Regions from separate parts of the Mus musculus genome. Here region 2 is linked to region 1. Evidence: chromatin loops called from intact Hi-C (ENCODE). Cell type or tissue: gastrocnemius. All regions are shown on one strand.

Region 1 (8,000 bases):
CTATAAAAAACTCTTAGGAAAAAAAAATACAGGGAAACCCTTCATGCTCTTAGTCTAGCAGTGATCACTTGGATAAGACACCTAAGGTATGCACAACAAAATTTTAAAAAATAGACAAATTTGATTTCGTGGAAAATGTCTATAAGCCTAGTTCTTGGGAGGACCAAAATTTCAGGGGCAGCCTGGGCTATACAGGAAAACATCTTTTTAAAAATGGGGAGGGTAACATAGAGAAAAGCTACAAAGTGGAAAAATAGTTATATAAAATTAAATATTAAATAAAATTCTATGTAAATATATATCCTGAATATATAGAGAAGTTAAAAAAACTCACCAAAAAAAACAAAAAAACAAAAAAAAAAAAAAACAAGCTACCTGCTTCAAAATTGGACAAAGGCTTGGATAAATACTTTTATGAAGATTATAAAAATATTCAAGTAAATTCACCAGGAGTTGCTCAACTACAGAAGTGCAGTGTCAGTAACCTGGCTACTGTAAAGGAAACAAAGTAACAAGTGTTGGCAAGAAGCCGAGGAAGCTGGGACTCTTGTGCATTGTTCCACTGATCCCCAGATGCTCCACTGACCCCCAGATGCTCCCACCACAGTGGCTCCTCAGTTGGCCTGGGGGAGCGGTCTCTGCTGTGTACCTGACAGATATGACAGTAGATGTTGGTACAGTGTGATCCTTGCTGTAAATAGCTAAAACGTGGAAACAGGTGTAGTGAGAAATGTTGGTTTCTTTAAAAAACCCAGTTATGTTATGTGATTATGTTTTAACCCTGGGTACGGATATGGGGCTGCTTCAGATTGTCTGCAGCAGCTGACTATGATTTGTCTCATGCTCTGGCAGGGGCGTGATTCTGCCAGCTGCGGAATAGTTTACGTTTGGAATTCTGGGGACTCTTGAAAGGGTATAAAACGTGCCAGAGTTCAGAGAGGTAGGGGAGGCTACTGCTCTTCCTGCTGCTGGTGGTTTCTATTGCTGTGGTTTGTCAAGTGGTTGTGAGCAAAGAGACAAGAAGAAATAGGATATTTTGATGAAGAAGATCAACACTGCCCCAAGGAATTTGACACTCCTAGTCAGCAGGAAATAGTCTAAAGAGATGGACACCTCTTTCTCCTCTAAACACCTCTTTCTCTCCTACCTAGTGTTAGGGGGTTGAATGGGATTGGGGTGGAGAAGGGTGGTAGGTAAAAGAATGGTTACAGGAAATGACGCAAGCAACTACTGTTGAACAAACAGACAAAATGAACTGGCTACTCAGCCTTAAGAAGGAAATAGATTCTGCCACATGCTAAAGCACACACAAACCTTGGCGTCATACACAATATTGTGCTATGGAAAATATAAGTCACAAAAGGTAGCTGCTCTGTGATTCTCAGTATTTGAGGCACTTTACTGTTGTCCAAAGCTGAGAGTAAAGCAGTTGTTTCTGACACTGGAGGAAGGAAAGGTGGGGAGTTTCCTACCGTGCAATCGGCACAGCACTTGTGTTACAAGACAGAAAGTTCTCTGGAGGTGGATGGTGGCGATGGCTGCCTATGATGAGTGTACTAAGTAGCACTGGAGGATGCGTACCAAATGTCTAACTAATGTGGTAACTTTCATTTTGTGTAATTTGCCACAATAAAACTAAAATGGAGAGGGGGAGAGGAGATCTAGTTTGGCATTGGAATAAGCCACATTTGTGGATGGTACCCACTTGATGTATGCACCAGGCTGGTGCCAGAGGACACGCTGGGGTGGTGTATGGCGAGAGGCATTTTAGGATACAGAATTTCGACGCTAGCACGTCCATTTGGGGGGAGGAATGATACATGGTCCTGTCTCTTGCCGTATACAACAATTAAACCCAGGTGGCATCTAATTCTAACTTTGAAAGGCAAAACAATGGGGTCTTTTAGAAAATAATGTAGAATATGTTTATCACCCAAGGGTAGGAAAATACATTTTAAGCAGGATGCAATAAACATTCCCCAATGGAAAAAACAAATTGAAAAGTTGAATGGTATTTGAATGACGAGTCTCTTGTTTTTCAAAGACAGTGAGGGAGCATAAAAGCGAGGCCACAGAGTGGGGAAGGTGTCTGCCATCCACGTAACTGGCAGAAAACTGGCCTCTCCACTAAGCAAAATCACAACAAACTTAAAAAAAAATGGCAGGGGTTGGGAAGAAAATGGGCTAGTGACTTGAAAACAGCCCTTCCTTCCTAAACAGTTTTTAGGGGCAGATCCTGAGGGGTGGGAAGTACAAAAGATTTCTTTTTTCCCCCTAAAATGTTTCTTAGGAATCAGGACTTTCAAACAAATGCAAGAGGAAGCATCTTTGACTGGGAAAGGAGTTGGCCCCAGTGCAGACCTGGGCCAGCTGGCGGGAAGCTCAGGTGTGAAGCCCACTGCCCTGTACTGACAGACGGGTGGGCCTGGAGCCCTCCCACCAAGTCAGAGCTGAGCCACCAGGAGGTGACCCCGAGTAAAATGTTCTATATGGGTCTAGAGAGATGGCTGGGCAGCTACGGAGGACTGGGGTTCAGCTCCCAGCACCTGTATCCGGTAGTCTACAACTCCAGTTTCAGGGGACCTGATGCCCTCTTCTGGTCTCTGTGGACACTGCGCTCATGTGTACATATCCTCCCTACACGTGTACACATAATTAAAAGTGAACCGCTTTGAAGTGGTTCTGTGTGGTGAAGGCAGCTTCCAGAGAGCTGTTTGCTGTCTGTAGCTGACCCCATGCGCCGCCGCAGATGGGTAGGTCTTCCTTGCTCTGGTCTTCTTTGCATGTCTACCACACTTCATAAAACCCAGCATCTTCATGGCCAACGAATCCCCGAAAAGCGATTGAGGCTCATTTTCTATTAAGGAAAGGAAAACGGAAACACAGTTCATGTGTCTGTTGCATTACTTCTCACAGTGACCTGAACAGGATGCCTGTTTGTCCCCATGGGGCAACAGCAGACCAAAGAAATTATTCCATCTAAGTCTGGCTTTGCGAACCACTGAGTTTTTTGTTTGTTTGTTTGTTTTGTTTTGTTTTGGGAGGGGGCACTTATAGGAACATGCATGAAGGGTGACATACAGAAGCGAGGACGACTTGGGTGGTTGCATTTCCCTCAAAGCCCACCTGGTACAGGTGAGGACGGATGAAAGTTGTGTCCTTGGAGGGTCCTGCACAACTTGTAGGCAGCTGTCTCCCCAAGAGCCCCCCACTATCTACTGCTTATGTAGCCTCAGCCCTGTGAGCCCCATACATTCCTTGAGTGTCCTGAACGTCCCCCTCTCTCCAGGGGCGGAGGAATGTATCATTTCACACAACAATCCCTCTCTTCCCCCCTCATACACGTCCGTGGGCAGAGGCTGGTTAAAGCACAGGCTCGCAGCACTCCACATGTTCACCACAGCACATGTAAACTGCTTCAAGTCCAAGGCCTGCCTGGGTTACAGTGTGAGACCATTTCTGAAAATAAAAACGGCAGGAATAGTGACACATGCCTTTGATCCCAACACTTGGGCAGATCTCTGAGTTCAAAGCCAGACAGGACTACACAGAGAAACCCTGTCTCCAAAACCCCCCAAAAGATCACAGATCCTATCATATACAAAACACATGAAATACAGCTAGTCTGGAATATCCTTGATAGCCTGGCAGTCTGGAGCCCCAGGAGAGTGGCTCTTCAGTCTGGAGTCAAAAGGCATCTAATGGCAGGATTCCTTCCTCAGGAAAGAATGAGCCACTTCCTTAAGGCGTTCACCTGATTGGATGAGGCCAGGAAGGTGGGTAATCTGCTTGACTTGATCTAGTGGTTTAAACATCATTGCCCTTAAAAACCAAAACAAACAAACAAACAAAAACAAAAACAAACAAAAAGCCCCACCTCATAGCAACATCTCAGAAGCATTTGGGTAAAATCCAGACAGATAATCATAGCAAAACTGACGAAGAAAATCAGTCCCGTGAACACAGTGCTGGCTGCCTCCGCCCTTTAACAGCCTGGGGCACAGGAGGAGCTGAGGCAACTCTGGCTTCGCACTCAGGACACCTCCTACTGGAGGGCTGCTTGGTCTAGAGACTTATGGAAGGGCCATGAGGCTGAAGCTGCTGACGTCAACTGAGAGCGCAGGTTTCCGTCCTTTTGTTTGAGTCAGCAAGCCGAGCTGGGAAGTGCTGCGCTCGGGGGATGAGGAAGACATTCTCGGTGTACAGTCTTTTACTTGCACCTTAATTTTTTTTCACCTGATGTATATATTTTGCCTGTGAGATAGTGAGCCACGTGGTGTAATGCCCACGGAGGCCAGAAGAGGGTGCTGTGGCCCGGCTCCACCTGGAATTGGAGTTACAGACAGTTGTGGGCTGGGAACGGAACCAGATCCTCTGAAAGAGCAGTGAGTGCTCTTAACTGCTGGGCTGTCACTCTCGTCCTGTTTACACCTTTCAAACAAGCTCTATATTTGAGATGTCAATGACAGAAACCTCATGTGAGCTGAATATGCTTTACCACTGGCTACCTCCCCACCACTTAAGCCTATTTGAAGAGACAGAACCATCCTGTTCCGCCCAGGGGGTCATGTGGTGGGGTCTGAAGACACTAACTAGGCTGCCTTGACCTCACTAGAGCAGACTTCATTTGGCAAAGATGTCCTTAGACAAGGTTGTAATCTCTCCTGGGACATCCAGCCAGAGGCTTCATTTGCAGCAGGAACTGAGGACAGGGCAGATGCCGTGAGCAACTTGCGGTGGTAGTCACTGCAAAGTGACACTGAAAGTGATACTTTCAGATCAGTGGCCACTGAGGAAGCACTGTTCCCTGGGGACCCCCCTCTCCCTTGCTGGATTTTGGGATCAGGAACGCGTACATGCTTGACTAGCTATGGCCGCCAGGGGGCGCGAGGTAGCTGAGGAGGGTTGCTGGATGCTCAGGGTACCTGGCCCATGCCCTGAGTCCCACAGTGCTGTCCTCTATTTCCAGGACTCCTCCCAGCTATGTTCCTGCGGCAGCCCCTCTGGAGTTCAGGGTGGCTTGACCCATCTAGTTTTACAGGGCTGGTTCCGACTATCTCCCACCCTAGAGCCAGCTGCTTCTTCAAGGCTCTCTGGGAGCTGATGACAGTCGCTGTTCCTTCTCTTTTCGGCTGAGGTGGATAGCGCCAACCTCGTCCTCCTAAGGTGGGAGTGGACAGCTACCTTCACAGCTTCTGAAGAGCAGGGCCTTGGGGCCCTGGAGAAGGACTCAAAGGTCACCTGGCCATGCTGCAAATTCTATCCTTACAGGCACCCCATCACACTTATCTACAGCTCTGTCTAGAACTTACTGTGCGACGAAGATTAAGGTTTTACAAAAGGATACTCAATTAAATGTGAATTTCAGATAAACAACAAATTAATTTTTGTCATGTATATCCCATGAAGTATCTGAGACATATAATAACACAAAAAGAAATTCCTTATTTTTCTGATAAGCAAATTCAACTTTGAATCCACTGTTTTTTTGTTGGTTTTTTGTTTGTTTGTTTGTTTGTTTTTGTTTTTCCTGGATAGGAATGAGTTTTGGTGGAGGCAGGCAGGGAAGGGTTGGGGCTGAGGCAAAGTAGGCATGAAGGCTTGTAAGTTTTCTTAAAAGCCTTCTCTCTGTTACAGGAAGCTGTGGTACAGCTCTGCCCTGTGGCATTGGCTCCTCTCACATCGCCAACTCTTTCACTGATTAAAAGGAAGAGAAAAGAAACGAACCATCTTAATTATTTTAATCAGCAAAAATTGTGGCTCTTGATGCCTATGGCCTGTTTCCTTCTTGGGGACCTTAATAATTTGTATAATAACGTTTTAATTGTGCAAATCTGTGTTTTGCTATTTCAGGGCATTTGCTTCTGCACTGGGCTCTGAGCCACACAGGAACTGTCCCACTGGGCAGGAATATGACTGTCCTCATTTCACCTCTACCAGCCCTGAGCCAAGAGCCTTCTGGGAACTTCACATCTGGACACTGAGTTCACACCCAGTGAGTGGTGCACAGAACTCTGTGTCCATTACATGGCATTTGGGACAGACTCAGCCCAGTGTAATGGGGCAGATCTCTTCAAGGATCCCAGTAACACTGGTTGCCCTGTGCATAGCTCCTCTCTCACCCCTCTGTAGGGTCCCATCTGAGATGAGACTGGCTCTGCCATAGATACTTGCTTCTGTGGTCACGACCTTCATGCAAGTTCGTTTCATGTCAAATTTATATAAGATACACTGGAATTTGGGGAGAGAAAAACCTCAGGTGAGAAAGTACACCTAACAGATGGGCCTGTGGGGAAGGCTGCGACTCCTTTTTGTGTTTTTCTTTTGATAAATGACTGTTGTGAGAGAGCCCAGCCCATTGTGGGTGGTACCACCCTTGGGCTGGTGGTCCTGGGTTCTATAAGAAAGCAGGTTGAGCAAGCCACAGGGAGCAAGCCAGTAAGCAGCATCCTGCCATGTCCTCTGTATCAGCTCCTGCCTCCAGGTTCCTGCCCTGATTTCCCTCAGAGATGGTCTGTGAGGTAGACCTATAAGCTGAAATAAACCCCTTCCTCTTCAAGTTGTTTGGAGTCATGGTGTTTCCCCCTGAACAATCTGGCCTTGGCAATCCGGAAGCTAGATATGCTAGTATGTGAGGCTGCTGTAACAGGGTCTCTCAAATGGTGTGTCCTTAAACAGCAGAGATTTAGAGTCCTGCAAGCTGTGTATCTTAAGGTAAAGCAGTGGGAAGCCTGGCTCTTTCTAGGGAAGATCTATGTGAGGTGACCCTCCTTGGACAGCCATCTTCTGCCTCTTCATGTCATCGGTGTGTGTGCCTGTCCCTGTGTCCAAATTTCTTTCTTTCACGGGATGCCTGTCCCATGGGACTAGGGCCCACACCCAAGACATCATTTCAACTCACCTAGGTCTCCATAGGGTACATTCTGAGATTTTAGGGACTAGGATCCTAACACAGCTTGTTTGAGGCTGTACACAAGTCAGTCCATAGCACCAAGGGAACCCTCGTGTGTGACCAGCTATTCAGTGGTGCAGAGATGACTCTGGAGTCCCCTCTGTGCCATAGTAGACAGAGCCTTGGGTGTCAGGAGGCTTGGTCAGGAAATGCTCACAACTGTAGCAGCACTGGCACTATAGAGAAGTAGTGTAGAGAGAATATCTTGTGTATTGTGTGGATGCATCACTTGTCAATTAAAAACCCTATGGCCTATAGGAGAGGTTAGAATAGAAGGTGGGATATCCAGGAGGCAGAAAGGATTCTGGGATAGAGTGAGGCACAGGAGACTTTGGTCCTGGGGAACCCTACGGTGGAGCAGATGCATGGAACCTTGAGCAGAGGCAACCTGCCACATGGCAGAACTTAGGTTAAATGGGATATTAATTTATGAGCTAGCCAGAGAACAAGCCAAAACTTATGACCACAGTGTTTGTAAATATGCTTGAGTCTCAGAGTCGATATTCCAGGAGCAGGGGCTGGGAGGAAAAGCAAGGACATACAGACAACACACAGCCACAAAGTAGCACCACTACTGGGTGCCTCTGATGGTTCACTTTTGTTGCCAACTCGACTACCTGCAAAATCAACCAAAACCCAAGCTGATGGCATGCCTGTATATAAGGGTCCATTTTTCACTGAAGAATGATACCCAGGACTCAAATAGTATGCAAAAGCAAAGAGTGTTTTATCCTGCAGAAGTTCAGCATGCTGGGGTCTACCATCTACCAAGATGGAGGCGCCCAAGTGAGCTTGCAGGCCTGATTTAAAGCAAATTAGGGGAATTCTGGGAGGAGGTAGGTGACTGTTTTCTTAATCTGTTGGCTCTATCTCTAGGGACATTCCAGAACCACGGCTGGGACAATGGGGGGCTGAAAACTGTTGCTGGGGAAGTCTGGAAACTGTTGCTGACCCATGGCACTTGCCTCTGGCCAGGTGGTGGGGCAGCTTCTAATGGCAGGGCAGTTTCTGATTGGCTGCTTGAGGCCTGGGGGGTTTTTTTTAGTAA
Region 2 (8,000 bases), 49 kb after region 1:
GTGGAAGCCAAAAGCGCTCTTGTAATGTTTGAGCTCTCTTTCCATCCCCTGCATTTAAGTTTTTAAAACATGGGTGCAGAGGACACAAACTCAGGTCCTCTGCTTGTGTGGTGAACAATAAATGGATTGAGCCATCACCCCAGCTCTAGAAATATACTTTTAAAAAAGAAATACCACCTTGGGGCCTAGGAGCGGCTCAGTGTCTGCTTTTCTTACACTGAATCTGGTTCCCAGCACCCCATGGTTACTCACAACCCTCTGCCACATCAGTTCCAGGAGTGCTGACACCCTCTTCTGGTCTCCACAGGCATCAGGCATGCATACAGTACACATAAATACACAAAGCAAAACACATGAAATAAATATAAATATTTTAAAAATTAAAGAAAAAGAAATACAATTTTAAATCCACAGATGACATGATTGTGCATATAGAAAAATCCAAAGGAATGTTTAAAACATGGCCCCAAACATGGTCAAACGATTAGTTTGCTAGTGGAATTGAGTGGCTGTATCAAGAATCAGTTATGGAGGAAGAATCTCTATTGGGCCTTGAGGGACGACGAGCTCATGTTAGGCAGATGCCTCTCCTTCAGCGTGGGCAGTGGAGACCCCAGCAAGCTGCAGGACACAGTGTCCTCCCCTGCCTTCATGCAGACCTGCTGGGAGAAGCACAGGAAGAAATCCACAATTAATTTCTTTAGTTTCTCAAAGAAATGCCCCAGTGTGACACGTAGTGACAAAGCTGACATGTCAGGGAGGTGAAGGGTTAAGTTCCTCACAAAGGTGAAAAGAAAGGAAAGAAAAAAAAAGACTTTAATGTTCCTAAATGACTTCTTCCTGCTTTGCTCTGAGCAGCAAGCACCCAAAGATCAAAAGTGAACGCCCAGGCCTGTGTGGGGGAAAGAACGCATAGACGCTGGGTGAAATGGGGTCTGAGCAGTCGTCAGCCAAGGGTAAACAACTGAATAAGCCACTAAACTACAGGAGAATAGAAGGGCGTGGCTGCCGACTGTGTCAGGGTGGGAAGCAGCAAAGAAGGGGCCTGCTAGGTCAGCCAGCTAGAAGAAGAATGAACCAGAAAAGATGAGGAGGAGGAAGAAGGGGAGAAAAAGAGGAGGAGGAAGAAGAAGAGGAGAGGGAGGGGGAGGAGGAGGAGGAGGAGGAAGAAATGGCTGTCCTATAATGTGTGTGTTGCTAAAAACTCAAGTGCAGCTCAACATTAGCTTCAGCATAAAAAGTATACAGTTTTGCATAGCTGATGAGACTCTTTGTAGAGAAAAAAAAATTTTTTTAAAATGCAGTTTGGAGTTTTTGAGGGGCTACAACGTACAGTTAGATTTAAAGCTTTTGATGTTGAGTGTTCTTAAATATCTGATGATCAGTTTCTTACATACAGTAATTCGGCAAACTTCCTAAGAATTCATATTACCAGTAAAATTTATGTATTTATTTATATATTGTTTATTAAAATTACAATAAAATAATGTATATTGAAAAAATTCAATTGCATGTCTGTGTAAAAGACAGTTTCTGGGAGTTAGCATTTACTTACTCCCATCCACAGAAGTATCAAAACCAGAATATACTTGATGAGGCATGCCACTGAAAACGGTAGCACTAGCTCATGGACAAACCACAGAGCCCCAAGGAAGCCGAAACCAGCAATACATGTAAGAACTGTAAATCACATATTGTGAAATTTTCAGTCCATTTTAAATTACTCATAGATTTGAAGCATCCCCAATAAAAATTCGGTAGGTTTTTTTTTTTAATTTGGGTGAAATTTTCAAAATAATTTTGTGATGCTGATGGAACACAGGGCCGTGGGCATGCCAACACTGTCAGAAACTAGTTCTGAAAAGGGAACACAGAGCTGAGAGTGCAGCCTGTCTCGTTTCAAGACTTACTACGAGTCGTGGTAACCTAGAGACTTGGGTGTCAGTACAAGGATACAGAGCTATGTCGACAGAATAAAATCAAGAGTCTGAAAACAGCTGGCATGGTGTCTCATACCTGTAACCCCAGCGCTACTCTGGAATACCCAGTGAGTATCGCGTCATCCATGGCCCAACACATCTCAATAAAACCAAACAAATAACAACCAAAACAAATCAACAAACCAGAGTCCAGAAATAGACTCCAGTTCATGGGCCTGGCAGACTTTGAGAGAGGAGCCGCAGAACATCAACAGGAAGGGGAAGGTAGCCTTTTGAACTGCTCTGGGTGACTCACAGCCACACAGTCATTAACTGAAGATGGGGTAAGCAGCAGCCTGCAAGAGGTGAGACAAGGCAGCAGGTGGAAGAAAGCAGACTGGTCATGCTTGGAGTATGATAGGTTTCTTAGATGCAGAAGCCAATGACCAGAAAAAAACATCTAACACATCTGTTTGATAAAAGACACTATTTAGAGGCTGGTGTGGTGTGGGGCACAGTGAGAGCGTGCTTGTCTAGCATGTACAGACCTTAGGTCCAGTCCTCAGCACTGAATAAAAAGGCACATAAATAAGACAGACAAGATACTATTTGGAAAGTGAATAGTAAGCCAAAGAGGGTAGTGAAGTTTTAATATATATATATTAAACATACATATACATATATATATATGTGTGTGTATGTATATATATGTATGTATGTGTGTATATATATGTATATATATATGTATGTGTATATATATATATGTATGTATGTGTATATATATATGTGTGTGTTTGAACAAAAGACATGTTTAAGACTATATAAAGAATTCTTATAGCTTAACAGTAACAATAGAAGCAATGGAAATATGTGCAAAAATCTAGAACAGGCACTTTAAACAGAAGGTATATGAATGACAACCTATACATAAAAAGACACCCAACGTCTCCATGCATGAAGGAAAAGAGGATCGCTTTGCACCCGCTGGAATGGCTACCTTGAGAGCCCAGCAGCTCCCCAGCAGAGGCTGCAGAACCATTGCTCTGTTACTCTAACATTGCTGGGAAGGATCAAGGCTGTTCACACACAAAGTTCAATGGAAACCTAAGCCATGGCCCAGCAATTCAGTCCCATCGTCAGCCCAAAGAAGAGCAAACGGACATCAGATACAAGATCCACACATGCGTGTTGCTGGCAGAATTTTAAAAGCAGCTTAAAATTGCAAACAGCTCTAATAAACAGCCAGGTGGATGATGGGCAGGTTGTCCTTCCATCCTGCTGTGGGGTGCAGTGCAAAGGACCATGGGATTGAAATGCCTGCTCTCCCAGCTGAGAAGCCAGATGCAAGGGTGTGAATCATTAAATCCCTATAAGTGTAGGTCGAATAGTCTAGTAGGTAGATAATCATTGCCACCGAAGCAATAGTGATCACTGGGGGAAGGCACAATAAACCTAATGAGATGATATAGATAATGTTTTGAGGTTCAGGAGGTTAAACTCGAGGTCCTGGTCCATGCCAGGGAAATGCTCTACCACTGGGCTCTATGTTCTCAGTCCCACAGCCAGTTATTTTGCTTGGTGAATGGGTTACACTGGTATATGCTTTTGCTAAAAACTCAAATGTGTCTTTAAAATCTGTGAGCTTGAGTGTATGAAAAATTATCCCTCAATAATCCAATTATCTGTTTGAGAAAAAAATCTTAAAAAGGGATAAAAGTAGTTCCCTAAATTTGTGAAAAATTAGGTGGCCTTACATGGTAGCATTAATCTATAGAACTTTGTGTTGGATTAGCACCTGGTGTGGTGGCCTTATCTTTGTAATCTGCATAGGGATGAAGAGCAGTTAGAAGGGTCAGGGGTTCACGGGCAGCCTCGGTGACAGAAGATCTGTCTGGAAAAGAAGATGAAATAAGAAAGCACTGCACATTGAGTTAATTAGTGGAGACCATACCTGCTAAACTATAGTTAGTAGTCTTGCATGGAATGATTAATATAAACTATTTGTGTGAGGTTGAGCAGTGCCCCTCTCAAAAGTTATAGCCACACAGACCTCCAGGCTTCAAACATATTAGAAATACAGTTTTTCAAATGTAATTAGCTAGCTAAGATGAGATGACATTGAGATTGGTGGCCATAAGTTCAATGGCTAGTATCCTACTATGACTGTGGAGATGGAGAAAGAGAAGAAGTCTTGGAGCAATGGAGGAAGAAACTGGACTGATGCAGCTACTCATCAAATCATGCCAGGACTGGTGGCAATCATGAGAGCCAGGAAAAGGGCAGAGTGGATGTCAGGCCCTCGGCCAGGTCCCAAGACTAAATCAGCAGAGTGGATTTCAGCCCCTCTGCCAAGACTAAAACCAGTGCAGCTGCTGCCTTGACCTCAGACTTTGGCCTCTGGTGTGAGGACCCACTTTAGCTGTTGCAAGCTATCGAGTGTGGGGTAATTAATGAGGTCTGTGTTAGGACACTAGTTCACGGGTCAATCTGCTATCAGAGGATACTTAAGAATTCCAGCATCTGTCTGATACTCGCAACTAGACTTGAATCAATACATTAATGGGCTACTCTAAAATTAGACATTATATTTAGGTGTACCATATAAATCAATGCATCTCCAAATATATATCCCTCTTTTATGCGGTTTGAATAGTATGAAAATGAGTTAACAGCACATAGCCATTGGCTACCTGTACTGTCATTTTCTAATGGATTTATAAATCCTAGAGACCCTGCCCTGTCAGCAACTGGGGAAGCCTGAATGGTCCCGGTGGACTGCTTTGGGACAGGGAGATTGTTGTCTCAGGAAATCACCATGTCCCAGGATATGGATTGATGGTCATTTATTTTGCCAGTCTGGTTCGATTCGACTAAGGTTTATTAAATACCTCATCCTGAGACTCCCCACTGAAATCTACTCGGTTCAATCCAATCAAACCCGTGCCATCAGCGTCCCTTCTTTGAAAGTCACTCTGCAGTGAGCCCCTCGCTTAGTCAGGTCTTCAAGCACTGCCTCTGGCCCTTGGGCCTCACCACAAAGATACTTTTTGAAAATCTATTATGAGATGTAACGAGAGACCAGTAACAAGACCTCAGTAAGAGAGATTGATGGCTGGGATGGGACAGTAATTCTGTTTTCCTACACTGCCCTTCTCATTTTAATAGGCGTCAATATCCTTAGGAAATTGAGCTCCTTGGAGTTAGGGATTCGCCTCCAGGTGTCCTTCCTCCTTCCTCTCCTGCCAAGAAGTAACAGACATTTACTTCTGCTTGCTGTTGAAATACAGGACATTGATTCCCCCTCAGCTGCTTTTGAATGACTGGGCCATGGATAATGAGAATCCAGAGTTGTTATTTGTTTAATTAGTGCTTTTTATTTTAAATATGTTTTGAAAGATTTTATTGTATAGCCTAGATCAGCTTGGAACTCTTGATCATCCTGCTTCAGTGCCTGGAATGTAGGTGGCACAATGCGCAACTTTGATTTAAATGTGTGTGTGTGTGTGTGTGTGTGTGTGTGTGTGTGTGTGTGTGTGTGTGTGTGTGTTGTGTGTGTGTTGAAATGTCATTGTATTTCTCAGGCCAGAGATATAGCAGAGTTGCTAGTGGTTGTCTCTCAGGCCTGACGTCCCAGGTTCCATTTCTAGCACCACATAACCAAGAACGGTGGTGCCTGCCTCTTGGGTTGTGGGAGGCAGGTGGATCAGAAGTTCCAGGACATTTTCTTCTACATAGCAAGTCTGAGACCAGCCTGGGTTACATGAGACCTGTCTCAGATAATTTCTCTTTGTTGTTTTGATTCAAGAGTGAAATTTTGTTTGTGTAAAGAAATATCTAGTTTTTGGACTGCTTGTTTAAATAACTTTAAAATTTAAGATCATCAATATAAATACTCTGTCTTTGTGTCTCTGTCTATCTCTGTCTTTGTGTCTCTGTCTCTCTATCTCTGTCTTTGTGTCTCTGCCTCTGTGTCTCTGTGTCTCTGCATCTCTGTCTCTATCTCTGTCTGTCTCTCTCCCCTTGCCCTTCAGCAGACTGGATTGCTTCTATTTTTTGCTTCCTTCTCTTTCTCTAAATTCTTAATGCGGTGTGATGAGGTTGGCTCTCGGGACTGTTGTGATACATTGTTGGTAGTATTATGGATCCACCCCATGTTGCCACACAGAATAATTTCCCTCCTGGCTAGACGTCCTTACTTTTGACCATTACACAATGGAAAGCTCTATATGCCTTGCCCTTCACTCCCATTAGAGTCAATATTTATTTTTAATGCTGCCTGGGACACCAGCTGTTCTGCGGACAATGGCAGTATTGTTTCTTTTAGCTGGACTCTGGTCTTAGTTCCAGAGGCTCCTCCATCAAATGGCCTAGGTCATAGTCAGAACTAGTTTTTGTTTTTTGTTTTTCAACTAAAACTCTTAAATCTTTTTAGAAAAGATTTATTTATTTGTATTTATGTCTCTGGGTGTATTGGCTGTATGTATGTCGGTATACCCCATGCATGCCTGTTATCTACAGAGGCCAGAAGAGGGTGTCAGGTGGGCTGGGACTGAAGTTATGGTTGGTTGTGAACCCCCATGGGGGGACTGGGGATTGACCAAACCTAGGTACTCTTGAAGAGCAACAAATGATCAAGAAGACCCCTGAGCCATCTCTCCGGCCCCACTACATCTTCTTCACACTGGAAGTCTCTCCTGTCTTGGCTCTGTTGGACATCTTGGGACGGTAGGGTATCTTTGAGTTTCCCTCAGTTAATTTTGTCTCCACATATAAAACATTTTTGAATCCCAGCTCTGTGATCTGTAGCACTGGACACCTCTCCCAAGCTCATTATTTGGCACGTCTGCCTTCCAAACCTTCATCCCTGTTCCCAGAAGCTGACAACTAAACCAGAAACCAGAAGCTTGTGGCTAGAGGCAACCTGTAGAGCTGTGATGTCACCCAAATTGGGTGTGGCTCATTAGTCGTGAACTCTACCCTACTGCATCTTCCTCCTGCTCATATGCTACTTAATATCTGTCTCGGAAACTTCTGAGACAGCTTGTCAAATGCTGGGCAGCTGTCAACAGTCTGGGGTTAATTCATGCTTCCGACCTCCATGTAACTACCCTGTTCTTTCTCTCAAGTAAATCTTAATTGGTTAACCCTTAAACTAGAAGGGGGTTAGTCCTTCTGGAGCCAGTGACACATTATAAACAAAGGCATCATCTTCTAGCAGTGTTTGTCATGGATCTGTTGGTAGTTCTGAAACGATTAATTGTCACACACAGAGTCCAGTTTGCTTTGAAGTTGGGAGAAAATGTGCTTTCCTTTTTCTTCTCCTGATTTCCCAGAAAACTCCCCAGACCTATTCACAGACTCTTGCTGTACCCCAGAGCTCATTTTGTCTGAGGCTAGCAAAATCTGACTTCACAAGTCCCTGAGCTGTGATGACTGTCTCCACCTGGACCTAGGACCCTTCATACTGTCTCACCTCTTGTCCCCTCATGTCTGGTCCCCACTCTTGTCTCCTCATGTCCAGTCCCCATTCTTGTCCCCTCATGTCCAGTCCCCACTATTGTCTCCTTGTGTCCGGTCTCCACTCTTGTCCCATCATGTCCGGTCCCCACTATTGTCCCCTAGTGTCCGGTCCCCACTATTGTCCCCTCATGTCTGGTCCCAACTCTTGTCCCCTCGTGTCCAGTCCCCACTCTTGTCCCCTCGTGTCTGGTTTCCACTCTTGTCCCCTCGTGTCCGGTCCCTACCTCTTGCTTCCCATCCCGTCCTGTGTCCTGCTGCTTCTCGTCTGTTTCTTACTAGACAGAAACAAGACAGCTCCTGAGTAGTTCCAGTGCCGTCTGGTTGGCTAATTTCCCAGGCTCCTGAAGGAGCAGGCTAAGTCCATCTTTGTTTCTGGCTTCTGGCACCTTTTGCTCTTCCAGGCTGTCTTTCCAGCTCTTACTGGAAGGACAGAGTCTCTTCCTTAAACAACCATGTGGGTGTATCTTTCTGTCTGCAGGAAGGCTTGCCCAGTTGCCTCACACAACCTCAGAGTGCCCCACGAATGCCTAAGTGTCCAGTGAATATTCATATAGATATGGG

Evidence for each region. Peaks named below come from ENCODE experiments on the same cell type or tissue, not always from the same donor. Only the 100,000 strongest peaks of a DNase experiment are listed, where the experiment ranks them.
Region 2: a loop joins it to region 1, with 2.2 times the contacts of the local background. A loop is called at or near these places in 5 of 42 quality-filtered maps.

The regions. Positions count from the first base shown.
Region 1 is chr10:42,837,666-42,845,665 of GRCm38, forward strand. No RefSeq gene overlaps it. Among named protein-coding and RNA genes, the nearest start is that of Scml4, 19 kb to the right of the region's middle. In gastrocnemius, CTCF peaks have their summits at 4,285 (motif pointing right) and 4,882 (motif pointing right); DNase peaks (open chromatin) are centred at 4,086, 4,274, 4,876 and 5,944; H3K27ac peaks cover 569 bases.
Region 2 is chr10:42,886,295-42,894,294 of GRCm38, forward strand. All of the region lies in intron 1 of Scml4 (Scm polycomb group protein like 4), which reads left to right. Among named protein-coding and RNA genes, the nearest start is that of Gm34006, 22 kb to the left of the region's middle. In gastrocnemius, no CTCF peak of the experiment used is centred here; DNase peaks (open chromatin) are centred at 4,228 and 7,742; H3K27ac peaks cover 3,272 bases.